Linked DNA regions of Homo sapiens: region 1 is linked to region 2. The links are chromatin loops, found by intact Hi-C in ENCODE. Cell type or tissue: heart right ventricle. All regions are shown on one strand. Links, peaks and the distances in the headings refer to the core of each region. The heading gives the core; the rest is flanking DNA. Region 1 has its middle 6.2 kb from the start of TRV-CAC3-1. Region 2 holds the start of UHRF1 (ubiquitin like with PHD and ring finger domains 1).

Region 1 (8,322 bases), core at 277-8,276, 180 kb before region 2:
AAAAAATTAGCCGGGCGTGGTAGCAGGCGCCTGTAGTCCCAGCTACTCGGGAGGCTGAGGCAGGAGAATGGCATGAACCCGGGAGGCGGAGCTTGCACTGAGTGGAGATCGCGCCACTGCACTCCAGACTGGGCGACAGTGAGACTCTGTCTCTAAATAAATAAATAAATAAATAAATAAATAAATAAATAAATTTAAACAAATAAAAATAAAATAATTACTGGTAAATAACTCCATCATGAACAAATTGTCAAAAGTTTCCATTGAGGCAAGTTTTCGTAGAGATTTGCCAAATTCTATTGGAGTCTAAAATGTGTACCTCTCTGTGCCTGTTTTTATGTGTTTTGAGGGGTTTTTGGGTGTTTTTGAGACAGGGTCTCACTGTCACCCAGGCTGGAGTGCGGTGGTGCAATCACAGCTCACTGCAGCCTCGACCTCCTGGGATCAAGGGATCCTCCCACCGCAAGCCTCCCGTGTAGATGGGACCACAGGTGGGTGCCACTATGCCTGGCTAATTTTTAAAAAAATTTTTAGTAGAGATGGGGTCTCGCTATCTCTCCCAAGCTGGTCTCAAACTCCTGCGCTCGAGTAATCCTCCCGACTTGGGTTCCCAAAGTGCTAGGATTACAAGGCTGAGCCACTATCCCTGTCCTGATTTTATGTATTTTAATGGTTATTTCTCTCAGAATGCTGTTGAAACCATATTGAAACATTAAAAGTAGATATATTAAAACTCACAACATTAAGAATGTATTCTAGGCCGGGCGAGGTGGCTCACGCCTGTAATCCCAGCATTTTGGGAGGCCAAGGCGGGCGGATCACTGAGGTCAGGAGTTCGAGACCAGCCTGGCCAACATGGCTAAAACCCATCTCTACTAAAAATACAAAATTAGCCGGGGGTGGTGGCACACGCCTGTAATCCTAGCTACTCGGAAGGCTCAGGCAGGAGAACAGCTTGAATGCAGGAGGCAGAGCTTGCAGTGAGCTGAGATCTCGCCACTGCACTCCAGCCTGGGCAACAAGCAAGACCTCTGTCTCAAAAAAAAAAAAAAAAAAAAAAAGACTGTATTCTAGCAAGGGCAACATAGCAAAACCCCATCTCTACAAAAAATATAAAAACTAGCTGGGTGTGGTTGTGCGCACCTGTAGTTCCAGCTACTTGGAAGGCTGAGGTGGGAGGATTGCTTGAGCCCAGGAGGTCAAGACTACAGTGAGCCATGATCATGACAAGCACTCCAGCCTGAGTGGTAGAGTGAGACCTTGTCAAAACACACACACACACACACACACACACACACACAACAACAACTCACTATGATAATTGTGCTTTTCTGGCTTTTTTTTTTTTTTTTTTTTTTAGACAGAGACGGAGTCTCGCTCTGTTGCCCAGGCTGGAGTGCAGTGGCGCCATCTCGGCTCACTGCAAGCTCCGCCTCCCAGGTTCAAGCCATTCTCCTGCCTCAGCCTCCTGAGTAGCTGGGACTACAGGTGCCCACCACCACACCTGGCTAATTTTTTGTATTTTTAGTAGAGACGGGGTTTCACCGTGTTAGCCAGGATGGTCTCGATCTCCTGACCTCGTGATCCACCCGCCTCCGCCTCCCAAAGTGCCGGGATTACTAGGCGTGAGCCACCGTGCCCAGCCAGTGGCTTTTTTGTGTGTGTGTATTTTTTTTTAGATGGAGTCTCACTCTTGTCCCCGAGGCTGCAGTGCAATGGCACGATCTCTGCTCACTACAACCTCCACTACCTGGGTTCAAGCTATTCTCCTGCCTCAACCTCCAGAGTAGCTGGGATTACAGGCACCCGCCACCACGCCCAGTAAATTTTTGTATTCTTAGTAGAGACAGGGTTTCACCACGTTGGCCAGGCTGGTGTCGAACTCCTGACCTCAGGTGATCCACCCGCCTTGGCCTCCTAAAGTGCTGGGATTACAGGCGTGATCCACTGCGCCGAGCCCATGTTCCCTTTTTATAAGGACACCCATGATATTAGACTACAGCCCACCCTAATGATCTCATTTTAACTTCATTGCCTTTGTGAAGACCCTATCTCCAAATAGGGTCATGTTCTTAGATACTCAGGGGTTAGAATTCTGACTTACCTTTCCGGGGAGTGGGACACAAGAGAGGGATTAGCCATTGTTTGATGAATTGCAACTAATTAACCAATCCCCTATTGTCGGTCTTCTAATGCTTCCCTGTTAACTAAGCTGCCACGAAATCCTGGTTGCTACAATTTATCATAATGTTGCCCATTTACGTGTCTGTTTCTGCTTAGAGCAAAACCCACTGAATCTAATGAGATGTCCTCATTCTCCAGTTCCACTTTCTCTTCTCCAATTATCTTTTTGTTTTGTTTTGAGAGAGTCTCGCTGTGTCCCCCAGGCTGGAGTGCAATGGGGTGATCGTGGCTCACTGTAACCTCCGCCTCCTGTGTTTAATCAATTCTGGTGCCTCAGCTTCCCGAGTAGCTGGGATTCCAGGCGTGCCACCATGCCCGGCTAATTTTTGTATTTTTAGTAGAGATGGGTTTTCGCCACGTTGGCCAGGTGGATCTCGAATTCATGACCTCAGGTGATCCACTGGCCACGGCCTCCCAAAGTGCTGGGATTACAGGCATGAGCCACTGCACCCAGCCTCCAATTCTACTTTGAGCTAAGGTGACTATACACCTGGCTTTGGCTAGGACGGTCCCGGTTTATGCCCCCACCCCCTCAGTGCCCCCTTTCTTGCTCAAAAGTGTGTTGATTGACCAGGCGCAGCGGCTCACGCCTGTAACCCCAGCACTTTGGGAGGCCGAGGTGGGCGGATCACCTGAGGTCTGGAGCTGGAGACCTGCCTGGCCAACATGGCGAAACCCCATCTCTATAAAAATATAAAAATTAGCCTGGCGTGGTGTGTGCCTGTAATCCCGGCTACTTAGGAGGCTGAGGCTGGAGAATCTCTTGAACCCGGGAGGCAGAAGTTGCAGTGAGCCGAGATCGCGCCATTGCACTCCAGCCTGGGTGGCAGGGCGAGACTCCATCTCAAAAAAAAAAAAGGGTCCTGATTTTGACTATAAATTATAGGGTCGCTCTGTCTTGAGCTTCAACACAGACTCCCGCATCCACCACTCCCCAGAAACTCTTCTCACTGATGACCCTCCTGCATCCGGTTCCAAGGTCAGTCTCTCCGTCCCAGTCCTCTCCATGGCATCTGACCCGCCGGATCCCTCCTGCTCCGGGGAGCTCTGTCCTCAGACCATGCACTTCCCTCCAACCTGTCTGGGACATCCTTCAGTCTTCCCTTCTCTCCATTGCTGGCCAAGGGCTGAGTCCTCCAGCCTCCTCCCTCCTCCACCCACACCCCTCCCCAGCGGGCTCCAAACCCCGTCTACAGCCAGCATCGCCTACAGTCTCATCTCCAGCCTGAGTCTCCCTTGAAGTCCAGACTCTGTTCAGCAGCCCCTGATGTCTCCACATGGGGGGCTCATGGGGTCTCACATTCAACGCAGTCACATTGGGCCCCACTGGACCCCCAAACCATTCCTCCCATGTCCACCACCTAGGCTGAGGGCAGGTCCGTCCTTCCAGGGACTCAACCAGAACCTGGGAGTCACCCTGGGCCTCTACTCTCCCACCCATATCCAATCACTCAGTAAATTTGATTAACACTGCTTTCAAAATGCACCTAGATAGGCCGGGCGCGGTGGCTCACGCCTGTAATCCCAGCACTGTGGGAGGCCCAGGCGGGCAGATCACCTGAGGTCAGGAGTTCGAGACCAGCCTGACCTACATGGAGAAACCCTGTCTCTACTAAAAATACATAGCTGGCCGTGGTGGCATGTGCCTGTAATCCCAGCTACTCGGGAGGCCGACACAGGAGAACTGATTGAACCGAGGAGGCAGAGGTTGCGGTGAGCCAAGATCACGCCATTGCACTCCAGACTGGGCAACAAGAGTGAAACTCCTTCTCAAAAAAACAAAAATGCACCTAGAATCTAATCACTGCTTTCCCACTCAGTGCCTGTTCCCTGGTCCAGCCTCCAGCACAGCTCACCTGAGCCAACACACAGTCACCCCTACCTGGACCCCAGTTCCTGCCCTCACCCCCCACAGGCTGTCTCCCCACCAGCAGCCACCAGAGGGTGCTTTTGAGCACCTGAGTCACTTCCTATCCCTCCTCTGCTCACAACCCTCCATGGCTCCCACCTCTCTCAGGGTCAAAGCCCAAGGCCTCCCCATGTCTCACCAGGTCTGGCATGACCTGCCCCATCCCCTCCCTGCCCTCTCCTCTTCCCTTTCTCCCCATTGCTCACTCTGCTCCTCCTCACTGTTCCTCCAACACACCAGGTGAAGTCCTGCCGCAGGGCCTTTGCACAGGCTGTGCCCTCTGGTGGACCCAGGTATTTCCAAGGCTCACTCCCTCTCTTCCTTCAAACCTTGGTTCCAAGGTTACCTCCTCAGAGGGCCTTTCCTGCCTGAGCCTGGCTAAGTGGTAGCCAGTCCTACCTGGCCTTGGAACTCACAAACTTGGTACCTATCATTTATACATGTCCTTCCAGGGCGGCGCAGTGGCTCACGCCTGCAGTCCCAGTACTTTGGGAGGCTGAGGGTGGCAGATAGCTTGAGGCCTGGAGTTCAAGACCAGCCTAACCAACACACTGAAACCCTGCCTCTACAAAAAAAAAAAAAAATACAAAAATTGGCCAGGCATGGTGGTGCATGCCTGTAATCCCAGCTACTTGGGAGGCTGAGGCAGGAGAATCTCTTGAACCTGGGAGGGGGAGGTTTCAGTGAGCTGAGATCATGCCACTGCACTCCGGCCTGGGTGACAGAGCAAGACTCTCTCTCAAAAAAATAAAAATAAAGATGTCCTCCCAATGGCTTTTTAGTCTCTGAAATAATCACATTTGTAGATCTGTTTGCTAATTTTGCCTCCATTTCCCTAGCCAGGCTATGAGCTTCACTAGCAGTATTTTTTGTTATTTATTTTAGTCCATTTTGTTTCCTATTGTGTCACTAAGTCTCAGTAAACATTTGTTGAAATTATGAACAAATGCACAGCCGGCCAAAGGAGAGAAAAGGCCTGGGGTTTGGAGATGGTAGTGAAGTAATACAGGTGGACTTCCTGGTGGAGGGGGCGAACCTGGGAGAACATGTTACCTCCCCCAGAAGCCCCATCAAGGCCTGAGAACTCATTAATCTGCCAAAACCCAACCAACCAAACAAACAAACCAAACACTCCTTTAAAACTTTTTCTTGGGGCCGGGCGCGGTGGCTCATGCCTGTAATCCCAGCACTTTGGGAAGCCAAGGTGGGCGGATCACTTGAGGTGAGGAATTTGAAACCCACCTGGCCAACGTGGTAAAACCCCCTCCTCTACCAAAAATACGCCAATTAGTCAGTCGTGGTGGCGCGCGCCGGTAATCCCAGCTACTTGGGAAGCTGAGGCAGGAGAATCGCTTGAACCAGGGAGGCGGAGGTTGCAGTGAGCCGAGATCGCGCCATTGCACGCCAGCCTGGGCCACAGCGTGAGACTCTGCCTCAAAATAAAATAAATCAGCCGGGCGCGGTGGCTCAGGCCTGTAATCCCAGCACTTTGGGTGGCCGAGGCAGGCGGATCACGAGGTCAGGAGATCGAGACTATCCTGACTAACACGGTGAAACCCCGTCTCTACTAAAAATACAAAAAATTAGCCGGCTGTGGTGGCCGCGCCTGTAGTCCCAGCTACTCGGGAGGCTGAGGCAGGAGAATGGCGCGAACCCAGGAGGCAGAGCTTGCAGTGAGCCGAGATCCCGCCACTGCACTCCAGCCTGGGCGACAGAGCGAGACTCCGTCTCAAAAAATAAAAATAAATAAAAATAAAATAAAATGGTTTCTTGGGTCCTTGAAGCTCTCTCAGGGCAGCCAACATGCTGTGCGACTCCTGGCAAGTTACACCATTCAGTGCCTATTTGCCTGCCTGAAGTCAGGTAGATGTTTCAGAGGTGGCTACTTCACAGAGGCGGCTTGTTTAAAAGGAACAATAGTTCCCTCTTTCCACTAGGTGTCAGCAGAAGCACAGCTGGCCTCACTCGGCATCTCTCCACCCCTACCCCCGTAACCACCCCCGTCCCATCCTCTCCATCTCCACTCCGGGCCCCAGACCTCAGCATCTCAAATTCAGACACTTCCCTCCCTCAGTAGACACCCTTGTATTTGCAGACAAATTCCTGTCCCCAGGCAGGCCTTCGCAGCAGGCATGGTTGGTGGCCTGTCCTACCTGGTGTCCGATCACACCAGGAAACTTCAGCAAGGGCTGCAGAGAAGAGGAAAGAGCAATAAAAGAAGGAAGGTACCTAGGGCCTGGGTGCGGTGGCTCATGCCTGTAATCCTAGCACTTTGGGAGGCTGAGGCGGGTGGATCGCTTGAAGTCAGGAGTTCAAGACCAGCCTGGCTAACATGGCGAAACCCCGTATCTATTAAATTACAAAATCAGCTGGGTGTGATTGTTCACGCCTGTAATCCCAGCTACTTGGGAGGCTGAGGCAGGAGAATCACTTGAACCTGGGAGGCCGAGGTTACAGTGAGCCGAGATCGTGCCACTGCACTCCAGCCTGGGCGACGAGAGCGAGACTCCATCTCAAAAAAGAAGGAAAGTACATAGGGATTCAATGTTTCCAGCCAGGAAACATTTCATACAAATGTTTGTGTTCAAGAATAACTTTGCATGGAATAGCGGAAATCTGTATTGAAAATTGTTCTAAGAAAATGTCACTTTTTGCCTAGGTACAGTGGCTTACACCTGTATTCTCAGTACTTTGGGAGGCTGAGATGGGAGGATCACTTGAGCCCAGGAGTTCAAGACCAGTCTGGATAACATAGTGAGACCCCCGTCTTAGCAAAAACAAAACAAAACAAAACAAGACAAAACAAAAAAAACCTTAGCTGGGCATGGTGGTGAGTGTCTATAGTCCCCACTACACAGGAGGCTGAGGTGGGAGGATTGATTGAGCCTGGAAGTTTGAGGCTGAAAATGAGCTATAATTGAATCACTGCATCCCAGCCTGGGCAACAGAGTTAGATCCCACAGAAGGAAAGAAAGAGAGAGGGAGAGAGAAAGAGAGAGAAAGGAAAAGAAAGAGAGAGAGAAAGAGAAAGAAAGAAAGAGAGAGAAAGGGAAAGAGAGAAAGAGAAAGAAAGAGAGAGAAAGGGAAAGAAAGAGAAAAGGAAAGAAAGAGAGAGAAAGGGAAAGAAAGAGAGAAAGGGAAAGAGAAAGAAAGAGAAAGGGAGAGAGAGAGAAAGAGAAAGAAAGAAAGGAAGAAAGAAAAGAAAGAAAGAAAGAGAGAGAGAAAGAAAGAAAAGAAAAGAAAAGAATGGTTACACTTTAAACTCATTTAGTTCCCCCAACAACCCCATTATGCAGGTGCTATCCAGAATCATCATTGCCCTTTTAATGGGTGAGAAGACAGAGGGACAGGGAGGTTAATTTAACCTGCTCAGGGAGCGACAGAGAGGTTAAGTAACTCAACCAAGGTCACCCAGATCATGAGTAGCAGTATTGGGATTCAAAGCCAGGTGGTCAGGCTCCAAAGTCCATGGTGCATGATGAGACTGCATTCAACACAGATGAATTTCAAGGTAATCAAAGTAATTAAAAATAAAATAAGATATAATAAAAGACCATTGAATTGAACCAGCCAGTAGAAGAACCAGCCTGGACCTTAAAAGGGTCATGGGGCCAGGCACAGTGGCTCACACGTGTAATCCTAGTACTTTGGGAGGCTGAGGAGGGAAGATCGCTTGAGGCCAGGAGTTTAAGACCAGCCTGGGCAACAGGGTAAGACCCTGTCACTACCAAAAATACAAAAATTAGCCCGTCATCGTGGCATGTACCTGTAGTTCCAGTTACTCAGGAGGCTGAGGTGGAAGGACCGCTTAAGTCCAGGAGGCTGAGGCTGCAGTGAGCTATGATTGCACCACTACTGCACTCCAGCCTGGGTGGCAGAGTGAGACCCTGTCTCAAAAAAATAAAGTGGGGGGCTGGGTGCCGGTCATGGTGGCTCACACCTGTAATCCCAGCACTTTGGGAGGCTGAGGCAGGCAGATCACCTAAGGCCAGGAGTTCAAGACCAGCCTGGTCAACATGGTGAAACCCCATATCTACTAAAAATACAAAAATTAGCTGGACGTGGTAGCACACGCCTGTAGTCCCAGCTACTCAGGAGGCTGAGGTAGGAGAATAGCTTGAACCTGGGAGGTGGAGGTTGCAGTGAGCCAAGATCACACCACTGCACTCCAGCCTGGGTGACAGAGCGAAACCCTGTCTCAAAAAAAAAAAAAAAAAGGAACAAAGAGA
Region 2 (8,295 bases), core at 296-8,295:
CCACTGCACTGCAGGCTGGGCACCAAAGCAAGACTCCATCTCAAAAAGAAAAAGAAAAAAAGAAAAAGAAAAATGTATTCCCTCTTTCAGCCACGTTGAGTTTTCGCAACAGCGCTACAAACAGATGATGTGTTCTGATAGAAATAGGCTAGGTTCCTGCAGCAGGTGCTGTCATTTTGGAAGAGCTCAAGCCGTCTCACACCCTCAGGTGGGCCTGCTCATACCTGTGGTGTGGGTTCTACCTGGCTGATGGCTGAGGGTCTAGAATTGTGTGCAGTAGCGTTGATCGTGTACTGAGGTTGCAAACAGTGAACAGCACCATCTGGACATCGTGGATTAGAATGCAGGAGCTTCCCAAGGCTGCTATGACAAAGGACCACAAACTCAGTGGCTGCAAAACACACATTTATTTATTTGTTGATAGAGCCTTGCTCTGTCACCCAGGTGGGAGTACACTGGCTCGATCTTGGCTCACTGCAACCTCCGTCTCCTGGGTTCAAGTGATTCTCCTGCCTCAATCTCCTGAGTAGCTGGGATTATAGGCACACACCACCCTGCCCAGCTAATTTTTTTTTTTGAGACACAGTCTCGCTCTGTTGTCCAGGCTGAAGTGCAGTGGCACGATCTCTGCTCACTGGAACCTCCGCTTCCCAGGTTCAAGCAATTCTCTGCCTCAGCTTCCCGAGTAGCTGGGATTACAGGCGCCGGCCACCACACCTGGCTAATTTTTGTATTTTTAGTAGAGATGGGGTTTCACCATGTTGACCAGGCTAGTCTGGCGACTCCTGACCTCCAGTTATCTGCCTGCCTCGGCCTCCCAAAGTACTGGGATTACACGTGTGAGCCACCACGCCCGGCCCACACATTTATCATCTTACAGTTTGGGAGGTCAGAAGTCTGAAATAAATTTTAGGGGCAGGGCGGGTTCTAGGAGTCTTTCTTGCTTTTTCTAGCCACCAGAGGCTGCCCATCTTCCTTGCCTCTTGGCCTGATCTTTTTTTTTTTTTTTTTTTTTTTTTGAGACTGAGTTTTGCTTTTGTTGCCCAGGCTGGAGTGCAATGGCGCGATCTTGGCTCACCACAACCTCTGCCTCCTGGGTTCAAGCGATTCTCCTGCCTCAGCCTCCCGAGTAGCTGGGATTACAGACATGTGCCACCACGCCAGGCTAATTTTGTGTTTTTAGTAGAAACGGGGTTTCTCCATGTTAGTCAGGCTGGTCTCGAACTCCTGACCTCAGGTGATCTGCCTGCCTCGGCCTCCCAAAGTGCTGGGATTACAGGTGTGAGCCAACGCGCCCGGCCCTTGGCCTGATCATTGTAAAGCCTGCTTCCACTTTCCCATCTCCTTTGACTTTGACCTTTTGTATCCCTTTTTCACTTATTAGGACCTTTTAAGGACATTGTGCCCACCTGGATCACCCAGGAGACGCTCCCCAACTCAAAATCATTAACTGAATCACACCTGCAAAGTTGCAAAGTCCTTTTAGCTGTGTAAGGCACTGTATTCACAGATCCTGGGGGCGAGGACGTGGGGGTCTAGAGACGCATATCTTCGGGGGCCATGATCTGTCTCCTATATTAGGGACATAGCAGAAGTCCCACTGACCAGATAGAGGAGACTTAATAGAGTGACGAAGAAACTGTAAAAAGCTAAGTGGGAACTCAACATTTTTCTGCTCACAGCTCTCAAGGGAAAGACCAAAGTCCTCCCCGGTGGCCTTCAAGGTATTATATATCACCCCTCTGACCTCAACTCCCCCTCCCCTTTGCTCAGTGGGCCCCAACCACACCAGCCCCTTCCTGCTCCCTGGACACCTCTAAGCCTTTTCCGGCCTCTGGGTTTGACTTTCCCTCCTAGACCCATCTGTCCTTGGAGTCTCATCTCCGATTCCAGCTCAAATGTCATCTTCTCTGAGAGGCCCACCGCAGTGGCCCCAGTGAGAGAGTATCCTCTCTCCCCGCCTCCCACCACATGGCTGCTGGTCACTCTCCTATAAGGAATCATCTGAAATTATCTGCTTTAGTTATTCATTTCTTGCCTGTCTCCCCCAGATAGGAATTTTCCCTCCCTGAGACCACCAACTGGGTCTGCCATGTACACCGCTGGGTTCTGCAGCTCTGAGCAACCTGTCCGGCTGCTTTGTAGGTGCCCAGCACAGGTCACTCCTGTGCCCGCCAGGACTGGTCAGAGTGGAACAGACAGGGCGGAGGGGGCAGGGCAGCCCTGCCCGCCTGGACAGCCTGGAGAAGGCGGGAAAACGAGGCGGGAAAAGACAGCAAACAAGCCCTGCGGGTGGGTAGAGTGGGGAGCCCTGGCAGGCCCTGACGCCAGGCAGTGGGGCTTGGGGCGATCGGGCGAGCCATCAGGGTGCAGGTGGTCTCCTAGGGGCCCCCCACATTCCCTCGCAGTATTTACACATTGATTCCGGCCTTCTTAGACCTACTGGTCAATGCGTGCGAGTGGGGGGCTGCGAACGGACTTGGACTTAAGAGTTCAGGGGGTCTGTACCCTGGGGGTCCCCAAGGCTCCTGGGGTGTCCACGTGCGGGGGGTGACCAGGCCCTGCCACGCAGCCCCTTTGCACGCTGGGCGCGCCCAGCAGAGCGCGCAGGGCTGGGCGGAGCCGTGGCCCACTAGGCGGAGGCGCCGTGGACAGAGGCGGGGGCGCCCCCCACCCTCTTTCTCGCTTCCCGCCACTGCGTCGGCCAATCAGGAGGCAGGCGCCCGCCCCCGGCACGGCCTCCTGCGGCCCCGCAACTCCCAAATGCCGAGTTTTCGCGGGAAAAAAATCAGAGCAGCTGGCAGCGCGGCGGGCAGCGTTTGCCGAGCGGGCGCTCCGGGTCGCACGCAAGTCCGCGCGGGGTCCGGGCCACGCACGCGGTTTCATCGCCATCCCCAGCCGGGCCACGCGCGCAGGCAGACAAGCTGTTCGCGGCGACCGGAGAGGTGAGCGGGCGGGCCGGGTCGGGGTGCCAGCCCGGGCCGGGCGCACGGGGCTCGGGAACTTTGCAAAACTTTCCCGCGCGGCCAGCCCGGGCGCACGCATGTCCCGCACTCTGTCCCGGGATCCAGGGCCTCCCCTTCCACCTAACCCTCGGGAATCGTTCCCCGGCACACATCCGGCTGGAGCCGGGACCAGCGCTGCGTCCCCGGAGCCCGGCGGGGGGTCGAGCGCGCCGGGTGGGGGAGGGCCTGGCGAGCCGCCGGGGAGGATGTCAGGCTCCGCGCCTGCGCGCGGGGCGCCCCGCGATTCAATTGTCGCGCCCGAGCCCGATTTCGCGCGCCCTGAGTTCCCCGGGAGCATCTGGGCCAATGGGGAGCGAGCGGGGCGGGGCGGCCGGGTGCTGCGGAGCCAATAAGAGGCGGCTCAAGTGAAGGGGGGCGGGACTTGACGAGCGGGGGCCCCCTCTGTAGTCCCGGCGGCGGGGGTGGGCGTGGGCTCGCTGGCGCGACCCGCGCGGGCCAGTGGGAGTGCGGGAGGGACGCCGAGGGTCCAGGGTTTGGAGGGGCGCGAGCTGCCGGGGGTTGGAGGTCGAGGTGAGTCGCGGGGCGCGCGCGCTCGCGGGTGGCCGGGACGGGGCGGCCGGTTACCATGGCCACCGCGGGGCGGGCCCGGTCGCGCACGCGCGCGGGGGGGGCCGGCAAGGAGGGGGGGCGTGGGCACCGAGGGGTCCCGGGGTCCGCGGATCTCGGGTGGGGTTTTTCCCTCTCAGTGGCACTTGGTTGAGTTCCCCCGGGACTTCTGAAGTTCCGGCCCGCGCTGGACTTCTGGGATTCCCTCTTCCGTAAATAGGAATCCGAGGAATGAATGAATCAATGAATGAATGAATAAACGAACCAACTCGGCCACTTGGCCCGGGCCTCCTTTCTCCTCTGGTCGTGGGGAAGGAGGGATGGGTTGGACCTTCTGCTTTTCTTTCAATTCCCTCTTTTCATTCTCCTTCCTCCTCAATCTTCAACACTTGGCTAGTCGTTAATGCCTTAAGTGCTTAATTTGTTGTGTCTGGTCCTGGCCAGGGTCTGGCTGTACAGGAGGACTGGAAGGGCATCCTGGGAGTTTCCTGGTGTCCACAGGCCGGACAAAAGCAACCCCGACTCCTTAGAGCATGGCATGGCTCAGAGGTGCTGGTAAAACTGATGGGGGTTTTTGCTGTCCCTCCCCTCAGCGCCGACACCATGTGGATCCAGGTTCGGACCATGGACGGGAGGCAGACCCACACGGTGGACTCGCTGTCCAGGCTGACCAAGGTGGAGGAGCTGAGGCGGAAGATCCAGGAGCTGTTCCACGTGGAGCCAGGCCTGCAGAGGCTGTTCTACAGGGGCAAACAGGTACACCCGCCGCCAGCACCTTTGTTCTATGCCTGGTCCAGGCCTCGCGCCTCTGCAGCCACCAGCCGATACTTTCTCCCTCCCACCTCCCCCCCCAACAACCTCGTCCGGTCCCACTTCATCTCTCCCGGAAGGAGAAGTCCACAGAAACCTCAAATGCCTGCGAGAGGAAGGAACAAAGGGAGGACTCACAGATTGACACGCTGGGCTGGCGGCTGGCCCTCGAATCTATAGGGTCTGGGCTTTTAAACTTCTTTTTTCAAAGCTCCGCCTCAAAATAATGGCTAGAGAAAGAAGTTTTGGAGGTGGCCGATGGAAGGCTGAGGAATTTTCGAGAAAGGGCCCAGGACCATCTGGTAGCTAGGACGGAGGGGACCAGGTTTTCTTTTTTAAACATCCACCACCAATTGCTCTCAGCCTGTACCGGTTAAGCATCAGACCCTGCGAGTGTTTGTTTCTAAAAATTTGGATTAGCTTATTCAGAGTCTGGAGATGGCGCTTGCTAATCAGGAATTTCCGCCACCCTGAGCCTGCTGTGCTGCGGCTGCTGCTGACCTGGGGCGTGTGGTCCCCGAGGGGTCCACCGACCCTCGTCTCTTTCTCTGTTCTGTCTCCAGCCCCTCGTTGCATTTAAAATGTCCCCCTTTGATTTCATAGCTGCCACGTTTGGGGCGCTCCCTCCATTGGCACCTGGGGGTGGAGGTGCTACTTTGGTTGGTGTTTTTGTGGGGGACTGTGGGACCTACTGGGAGTGGGGTTTCCCGGCAGGATGAGACAGTGTGATCGAAGGTGTAGGTCCCATCTGCTGGAGTTGGTTGGACCGTGGGGACGGGCGTAGACTACTGGAACTGGATTAAAAGTCGTCAGTTGAGCTGCGTGTACCCCACTGTGTTGTTGTTGGATTTTGAACCGGGTACTGCTGCCATCTGGTGTCTAGGTTGGAAAATAAACACTGCGCCCGGCCAGGGGTTTTTGGGGGCTGGGAGGATCATGCCTGCTCACTCCAGATGAGACCTGATGATTAATTTCTCTGGCTTGCATGCCATAGGAGACCTTCATTAGCCCTCTTCCCGTAAGAGACGTGATGACTTGAGTCTTAAGAATCTGAGTTAACCCGCCCTGCCCCGGGAGGAGGCGATCTGGAGAACTTGGGGAGTTGACGGTGCAAGCCGCGTGTGTGCAGAGAAGAGGCAGGGCCGGGCTCGACAGAGGAGCTCCGCCTGGCGCTCTCTTCCTCCCTCCTCCTATGATGCGTGCTCCCTTTGTGGCATCCAAACTGATTTTGATTTGCCACTCAGCCTATTGGGTCAGCACAGAAGGCTTCATTTCACAAAGAGTTTCTGAAGCCTGCAAGGACCTTCTAAGTTCACAGCGTAGGTCAGTGGCGGGTTGGACTCTCATGCTCCCAAGTTCAGGAGAGGAGATAATGCTGAGTATCCACTCTATGCCAGCCACCGAGCTAGCATTTTAACTTTTGCATTTCAACCATGCAGGAATGGGAAAACACCTAGACACACCTGCCATGTAGATTTCACCATCGGTATTCTGACTTATTAGGTTTATCTTGAAGCGCTCTGTCTTTCTCTCTGCCCGCCAATCCATCTTTTTGGGATGCATTTCAAAGTAAGTTGCAGACACCAGTCCACCTTTCCCTTATTACTGCAGCACACCGTCAGTACCTAGAGCTCAGTATTTGTTTTTGGTTCTGTTTTCATTGATTTTTTTTGTTGTTGTTCCTATTTGAGACAGGATCTCACTCTGCCCAGGCTGTGTTGCAGTGGCACGATCACAGCTCACTATAGCCTCAGCTTCCTGGGCTCAAGCAATCCTCCAGCCTCAGCCTCCCAAGTAGCTAGGACTATAGGCATGCACCACCATGCCTGGCTAGTTTTTGTATCTTTTGTAGAGATGGGGTCTTATTATATTGCCCAGGGTGGTCTCCTGGGCTCAAGTGACCCTCCTGCCTTGGCCTCTCAAAGTTTTGGGGTTACAGGCGTGAGCTACAGTGCCGGACCTAAAAGCTTTGTCTATAGTGAAACAGATGTTAGACAGACTGAATAATTTTGACAAATGTCTACATCCATGCAACCCAAAACCCCTATCTCCCCTCATTTGTAACATAATACTTGAGTCATACAATAGTGTCTGTCACATTTCTAAGTTTAGTGTGACAATGACAGGAACACGTATGTTAATTAGACATGTACATTGTGCTTTTTTTTTTTTTTTTTTGAGATGGAGTTTCATTCTTGTTGCCCAGGCTGGAGTGCAGTGGCTCGATCTGGGCTCACTGCAACCTTCATCTCCCAAGTTCAAGCGATCCTCCTGCCTTAGCCTCCCAAGTAGCTGGGATTACAGTCACCCACCACCACGCCTGATTAATTTTTTGTATTTTTAGTAGAGACGGAGTTTCACCATGTTGGCCAGGCTGGTCTTGAACTCCTGACCTCAGGTGATCCACCTACCTCCGTCTCCCAAAGTGCTGGGATTACAGGTGTGAACCACTGCACCCAGCCACGTACATTGTGCTTTTAATTGTCAGGATGTCCGCAGTGATGACACCTGGCCCTAGCCTTGCCGGAACTCACCCGGACTGAACAGGGAGCTGGGATTGGAACCTGGGATTTTGGTTTCTGAGACTGGGCTCTCAACACTGAATTTCGTCTCCCAGGTCAGCTCTGGTAGTTATGAAAAGATTCAGTGTTCCTGTGTAACCTTCATAACCGCCTCTTAGTTCCCTTACCCTGTGGCTGTTTCCCATGCAGTAGCTTTTTTTTTTTTTTTTTTTTTTGGAGACAGTTTCGCTCTTATTGCCCAAGGTGGAGTGCAATTGCGTGATCTCGGCTTACCTCAACCTCCACCTCCTGGGTTCCAGCGATTCTTCTGCCTCAGCCTCCCGAGTAGCTGGGATTACAGGTGTGCGCCACCATGCGCAGCTAATTTTTTTTGTATTTTTAGTAGAGATGGGGTTTCTCCATGTTGGTCAGGCTGGTCTCGAACTCCCGACCTCAGGTGATTCACACCCCCCTCCCCCACCTTGGCCTCCCAAAGTGCTGGGATTAGAGGTGTGAACCGTCGCATCCGGCCCCCATGCAGTAGCTTTTAAGAGATCGTGTCGTTGCTTCTGTCTTCCGGGCCACAGAGAGGTGATGCAGTTTCCCCACTTGCATGGCTGGGAAAGTGAGCTGGCAGCAGGGAGGTTTGGACAGTGGCGGGAAGGCGGGACAGAGGCACACAGCAGCACCTCCCAGAGCGTGAAGTCTGCAGGCACCCAGGCTAACGTGATAGAAAGCAACACAGTTCCCGGTGGGCACAAATGGGCAGTTGTCCTTATAGAATGTTCTAGAGTGTTCACAGTCTTTTTTTTTCCCTGTTTAAAGAAACCTGGCCTAGCAGCCCAAGGTCTGCAGTGAAGTTGATGGAGACCCCAGAGCAGAACAGAGTTGGGTCTGTCTCGGAATATGGAGGATCTCGTGGTGGTCTCACTTGGGCTGAATAGGGTGACAGTGATGTCACTTGATGGGCGGGAACGCAGGGAGCTGATCGAGGGCAGTGACTTTGGGCAGACGGCCCAGCCTAGGCAACGGGAGAGGCATCTGCGGCCCCCACCCCTCAATCTTTTTTTTTTTTTTGGCTGCACATCAAAATAACAATAGCTGTCTTTTGCGGCACCTTTAACCTGCTCGGGTACAACGCTCTGCACTGTACATAATCTTTTCAGCATCCCTGGCCCGCGACTCGCCAGCTCCCACATCATCTTATTTTAGATAGGGCTAATACCCACCACGCTGCAGCGCAGTGCGAATTCAATGAGGTTGTGGATTTGAAGGGCGGAGTGAGCCCTGTGCCAGGCTCACAATGAAAGCGAAATCAATCTCTTAGCACAGGGCCTGTCCCGCTCTGCACTGTGGATGTTTGGGGCCAGGTCATCCTCTGGCTGGGACCGTCCTGGGCACTGCAGGGTGCG

The links. A loop is a pair of places that touch in the nucleus more often than their neighbours do. Peaks named below come from ENCODE experiments on the same cell type or tissue, not always from the same donor. Only the 100,000 strongest peaks of a DNase experiment are listed, where the experiment ranks them.
Region 1: it touches region 2 in a loop (6-fold over the local background); 19 of 110 quality-filtered maps call a loop at or near these places.

The regions. Positions count from the first base shown.
Region 1 is chr19:4,726,767-4,735,088 of GRCh38, forward strand. No RefSeq gene overlaps it. Among named protein-coding and RNA genes, the nearest start is that of TRV-CAC3-1, 6.2 kb to the left of the region's middle. In heart right ventricle, for the core only: CTCF peaks have their summits at 4,122 (motif pointing right), 6,027 (motif pointing right) and 6,230; a DNase peak (open chromatin) is centred at 4,121.
Region 2 is chr19:4,906,711-4,915,005 of GRCh38, forward strand. UHRF1 (ubiquitin like with PHD and ring finger domains 1) reads left to right here and starts at 2,791. Exons shown (of 17, transcript NM_001048201.3): 1 at 2,791-2,945; 2 at 4,166-4,328. The coding sequence starts at 4,176. It also overlaps a transcript of ARRDC5 not described here. RefSeq lists an enhancer at 1,824-2,730 and silencers at 2,550-2,629, 3,130-3,649. In heart right ventricle, for the core only: CTCF peaks have their summits at 5,261 (motif pointing left) and 5,464; DNase peaks (open chromatin) are centred at 3,351, 4,451 and 5,351; H3K4me3 peaks cover 3,052 bases; H3K27me3 peaks cover 352 bases.